2 separate regions of the Homo sapiens genome follow, and region 2 is linked to region 1. The links are chromatin loops, found by intact Hi-C in ENCODE. Cell type or tissue: mammary epithelial cell. All regions are shown on one strand. Each heading gives the region's core, and the rest is flanking DNA. Links, peaks and the distances in the headings are about the cores only. Region 1 has its middle 26 kb from the start of SCMH1-DT. Region 2 overlaps HIVEP3 (HIVEP zinc finger 3).

Region 1 (2,914 bases), core at 131-2,630:
CAGATGATACTATGTGGAATCAAACACATGACCTTATCTGTGGCTAGATGCATGACTGTCCAGGAGCTTGCAGGAATTAACCAGTGGCCAACCTTGTAATGCACAAGACTTTTATGTTACCTGAAACAAATAGAATTAGGTAGCAGGTAGAATTTTTATTTTTATTTATTTATTTGTTTATTTATTTTTTGAGACAGAGTCTCACTCTGTCACCCAGGCTGGAGTGCAGTGGTGTGATCTCAGCTCAGTGCAACCTCCGCCTCCTGGGTTCAAGTGAGCTCATGCCTCAGCCTCCCAAGTAGCTGGGACCACAGGTGCGTGCCACCACACCCAGTTAATTTTTGTATTTTTAGTAGGGGCGGGGTTTCACCATATTGATCAGGCTGGTCTTGAACTCTTGACCTCAAGTTATCTGTCCTCTTTGGCCTCCCAAAGTGCTGGGATTACAGGAGTGAGCCACCACGCCCAGCCAGAATCAATATTTTTGAAAAATGAACACAAATGTATTACCTACCATGTACCAAGCACAGTTTTAAGAGGGTCTAGTAGATAACTGAGCAACACTATGAGGTACAGATGATTACTCTCATCATCCTCATTTTCCAGACAAGGAAACGGAGGCTGAGATAAATAACTTGCTGAAGGCCTCATAGCTATTGTGAAGCCTGGACTCACCCAAGCAGTGGCCTCAGAGCCCACAATCTTAACCCCTTTCTAGAGCCCTCTCCTCAACTTTGCAATTGTTGAACATCAGGACCTGAGGGAAACTTTGGGATCACCTAGTCTAATCCCTTTCCTTTCCTCATGCGGTACTGAAGGCCACAGAGTGACCCAGATCCAGCCAAGGTTATTCAGCAAGTTGTAAAAGACAGAGCTTGAATCTGAGTCCTGAGGGTGGGTCCCCTGGCTCCTGTTCAGTTATTTTTGCTCACTTCTTTTAAAAAGCCTAAAAAATGAAATGATCCACTGAGCATCTTCTGGGTACCCACATTGTGCTGGATGTTTTTGTGGAAAAAAACCTTGGGTTTACATTGAGAAGTCCTGGAATCAAATCTTACCTCAATTGCTTGCCCAGTGACCTTAAGCAAGTCACTTTCTATGTCTTGGCCTCAGTTTCTCCAGAAAAGGAATAAGGATATAATTGCCTTAAGGATTATGTCAGAATGAGTGGCACAAAGTAATTACTCAAGTAAAAGGAATGGACGCTGAAGACACAGGCCGTGTGCCCTCTACAATCTGGATGTGGAGGTGAGACTGACATGCAGAGGAGGATCAGAGGAGAGCAGAGAGCATGCTTTGTTGGCAGGTCAGACGATGAATGTTAGGACACTTCATGCACTGTTGGCTCCATCTGGCAATGGAGGTGATTCAGGATCAAGAAATCATCCAGGGAAAGGCTGGCCTGCAAGAACCCAGACTGGACACGAGGTGGCGCTGGTGGCCCACCTGGGAACAGGCAGAGACCGGCGACCAGCCCCGGGGAATCTGATCCTGGCAGTTTCATTCTTTTTGCTTCTAGGCATGAAGTCTACATGAGGGACCCTGGTGGGCTGAGGATGAGGGCGCTCTGCCCCACCAAAGGATAAATGGGAATTTTACACTCCTTATCTCATTTAGTCTTCACAGCCACCTTTTCAGGTATTCAGTTTTACACACAGGACACTGTGACTCAAAAGATGTTAAATAATTTCCTCAAGGGATACTATTGAGAAGTAGATCCAGGCCCACTGATTCTAAATCCCATGCTCTTTCCAGGAAAATATGCTCCTCCCAGCCAGTGGAATCAGTCTATCAACAGAGGCTAAACAGGATGTAAGGGAGATCGTACCAGAAAATAGAAGACCAGATTAAAACTGCCTCCTCCTCATGGCCTTCCTAGACTGTCCCCATTCCTTTTTCACCCAGTCCACTCCAACAACCTCCTAATCCATTTCCCTGCTTCCATTCTTGCACCCTAGGCTCTGTTCTCTACAGTGATCTTGTGAGAAGGAAACCAAGTGGCAGTATTCTGCCTTTTTGCCGTTCAAAACACTCCAATGCTTCTGATTCCAATTTGAACAATGTCTGAATTTCTCACCACAGCTATGAGCGGTGCTGTGCTGGTAACAACCAGTTCTCAGAGGCAGAGAGCCCTGATATGTAGCATTTGCTAATTGTGGTGCATATTCTCCCTCCATGGCCAATTTCAAGCTTCCAAGGTAACATCACTGAGCTCAGAGTTGAGAAGGGATGTAAAGAATCGAGACAGAGCCAGTCTGAGTTGACACCAACGCACTGCTGCACCAAGGCTCCACACATAAGATCTGGCCTCAGACGCCTTCTCCAGACAACCCGCTTATTCTGCTACCCCTGTTCACTCTGCTGGATCACTGGCCTTCTTGCTGTTTCTTGAACATAACAAGTACATTTCCACCTCGGGGCCTTGGCACTTGCTTTCCTCTGTTTGGGATGCTCTTCCCCAAAAATGTGCATAACTTGCTGCGTCACTTCATTCAGGTCTCAGCTCAAATGTTACAGAGAGGCCTCCCCTGAGCATCTTCCCTAAGACATCCTACCCACTCCCACCCTCCATCACTTTTATTCCTTGCTCTGCTGTATTTTTTCTCTAAGGGCCTCAATCTCTATTTAATAATAAATGATAGACATTTAAACTTATTTGTCTAGGTCAGGACTGGATGGCCATCCCTAGAACAGACCTGACTCAAAGAAAGCACTTAATACATATTTGCTGGTTGATAAATGAGTAATTACTTTTCCTCTACATGTAATGCCTTTTTTTACTGCAATAGCCTTGATGTTTTCTCTTTATTCTTGATGTGCTATCGTCTCACTACACTGGGTCTAGGTGTAAATTTATTTGTTCTGTTCAGCACTGAGTGCGCATTTTGAATCTAAGCAATGTCTTTCTCTCATT
Region 2 (2,914 bases), core at 181-2,680, 310 kb after region 1:
TCTCAAATGTGTACAGGAGTGAAATACATATGTTTGTTGTATTAAAAAAGAAAGAAAAAAAAGGAAGAACTGAGTCTAAGGCAAAACTGTGGGATTGCAGAGGAGTGTGCCCAGTGATTCTGGGTGTGGGCACTCTTGGCAATTTGGGGGAACAAGAGGTTGTAAGGCTGGTGGAATGGAAGGTCAGCATCTCTGGCCTCGTCCCTGAAATGCCAGTTATGTGGCAACCAAAATGCCCTCCCCCTCCTTCACCATTTCCAAACACTCTGCGGGGTGATGCCAGCCCCAAGAGAACCATGAATGTAGAAGAATCACCAGAAGTGAGAGTGGGAGGCATGGTCCCAGCTTGAGATAGCCAGGCTGGGGGAGGAAAGGATCTGACACTATAATCAGTTCCATACGTGCTCAAATTGCATGTGACAAGTTGAAAGGGAGAGGATACCTTCCATATCTGACAGAACAGATGGGACTGTCCCAGACAGAGATTGACAAAATGGATATACTAGTAGTAAAATGCACCAATGTCCATTTTTTGAGCAGCTATGAATTATAGCCTTCATATGGGGTCTCACAAGGTCCTCTGAAAATCCCACATGTTATTTTCCCCCTTTTACAAATGTTATTCTCCCCCTTTTACAGATAAAGAAACTGAGGGCGGGAGAGCTGGGGGGCTAGTCTCAGGCAGAACAGAGGTAAGTGGGGCAGAGATGACAGAACTCAACCGAGAGGATTCTGAAGCAGAGCAGGTGGGACTAAGTGAAGACCTGGAAGGAGGTGGAGAGGGAGTAGGACCCATACCAGCTGGAGGAAGAGAAGAGGACTTGTGGGTGATGTTCCCCCTCCTTCAGCCATTGCAGACCGTGTAGGTAGAGACATCCAGCAGGGAGCTGGGCACGGAGTGGCTCCTGCCAGCTGCCTTTCTGGAGGCTCAGGCTTCCTGAGGTCTCAGAGCACCTGCCTCTCAGGGAAGATGCGAACCTCCCCGGGCACACACAGACTGCTGCTGGGGCAAGCTCCTGGGACACCAGGAAACACTCAGCAGCCCTCAGAGACCACAGAGAACCTCTGAAGCAAGAAGGAAGAGGGCCAGTCGCTGTGAGCAGGCGCTTCATCAATCCTGCCTCTGTGTGGCCTCTAAGGGATCCAGTGGCATGAGAACACAGAGACACACGAGGGCGCTCTAACCAAACAGCAGGAGGACCCGCGTCCCTCCCCACACGGAAAGAGGGTTGGCATTTTCAAAGACCTTTGGTTCAGTGTTTTTTCAACGCAGCTGCTATTGGTATTTTAGGCAGTAGGTTTCAGGGGCATTTGCTACCCCTGGCCCCCTTCCCATCATTGACTACCCTGCTGCCCACATTTCCAAGCACCCTCTCTCCTGAGAGCCCCTGCTGGTCAGTGCCACCAGAAGATGCCAACTGGTGGCCCTGGGGAGGGTGGCAGTCTCTGTTGTCCCCCAACCTTATGGAGGACTCCCGTGCCTCCCACGCTGACCCTGTGAGTTAGGCGCTTGCAGGTGCTAGAGGATCAGAGGCCCCCAGTGACAGCCATGTTGGCCCCAGCTCATGGGGACTGTCCTGCACAGGAAGCGCATTTTCCTCTACGTTGTTGTCCTTCAGGGCTGTGCAGGACCAGGCCACCCTGATCACACCAGGGACACAGACACAGGACCCTGAGACAGAACGCCATGGGACCTGCTCACAGACACCCAAATCCCAGGAAGCAAACATGTGGCCACACAAAACACAGCTGGCACAAAACTTCCACAAAGCACGTCTGAAACACGGCACCCTTCCAGAGCCCAGACAGTCCCTGAAGCTGTGAGCTCTGAAACGTTTAGACCATTCGTTTCCCAAAGTCAAGCATCAAAGGTGAATAACTATGAATGAGATTCAAAATATTCACCAACCATTGAGCCCTGGGCCCCAGCCAGTCAGGATAGGGACCAGTGGAAACACCTGGTGCATACAGTGTGCAGTCAGCCCTGCAAACAGCCTAGTCGGCTGAGCCCAAGTGCCCCATGGGAAACCAGACATGCCAAGATGGCCATTGGGCAGTACAGAGATGACTTTTGGAGAATACATGTCAAGAGAGACAGAAGTCTGGACATTTGCTGGGATACTGGGATGGCAACTCCAATGCAGGAACTAGAAACCTGGCCAGGATCTGAGAAAATGAGGGGCTGGAGAAAGACCCAGACCTCTCCAGATCCTCAACAAATACCCAGCATCACCCATCCCCACCAAGAAGCCCCACGGCATTCTTAAACAGAGGGGCCTGAGAGTCCCAGGAAGGTGATGTCTGCTGAAAGGCATCGCTGGGACCACAGGGCACCTGTGGGCAGAGCCCTTGCCAACTGAGCCACTGCTGCCCGTGAACACCAATGGGCACCAGCTCTTATTCCACGGAAGCAGACGATGGAAACCAAACATGAGTCTTACCCTCCTTCGAAGATTTTGATCCTCGCCGGCTCCCCTCTCTGGGAGGCAGGAGCATCCTCCTCCGGCTCCCCTCTCCTCTCTTCTTCCTTCTCCACTCTAGCTAGATCTTTCTGGCCTTCCGGGGAAACCAGTGAAGGGAGGTGAACCTGGCCCACCGCAGGAATGACAAAATCATTGCTGGTTAAAAGTGCATCCTCAGTCACGAATGCAATGCTAATAATCATGCCTTACACAGTACTGCACAAGTACACATATGCAATCTTCACACTCCCCCATGAAGAGGTGCTATTAGCTCCACTTTACAGAATTAAGGAAACTGATCCCCAGAGAGAATTCCCTTATCCAAGGCCATGCCATTAGTTGGTGTTACAGCTGGAACCCTGTCTCTTTCATGTTAACCTCCCATAAGACCTGTGTTTGTTCTCTGTCTTTTACACTAGTCTGGGAACTCCTGGGGACAGGTCCTCATCTTG

The links. Hi-C counts contacts between places; a loop is a spot of excess contacts. Peaks named below come from ENCODE experiments on the same cell type or tissue, not always from the same donor. Only the 100,000 strongest peaks of a DNase experiment are listed, where the experiment ranks them.
Region 2: it touches region 1 in a loop (7-fold over the local background); 3 of 110 quality-filtered maps call a loop at or near these places.

Annotation. Positions count from the first base shown.
Region 1 is chr1:41,266,925-41,269,838 of GRCh38, forward strand. No RefSeq gene overlaps it. Among named protein-coding and RNA genes, the nearest start is that of SCMH1-DT, 26 kb to the left of the region's middle. RefSeq lists an enhancer at 1,293-1,587. In mammary epithelial cell, for the core only: a CTCF peak has its summit at 1,429 (motif pointing right); no DNase peak of the experiment used is centred there.
Region 2 is chr1:41,573,103-41,576,016 of GRCh38, forward strand. HIVEP3 (HIVEP zinc finger 3) reads right to left here. Exons shown (of 9, transcript NM_024503.5): 5 at 2,442-2,587. Among named protein-coding and RNA genes, the nearest start is that of EDN2, 90 kb to the left of the region's middle. In mammary epithelial cell, for the core only: a CTCF peak has its summit at 1,174; a DNase peak (open chromatin) is centred at 1,179.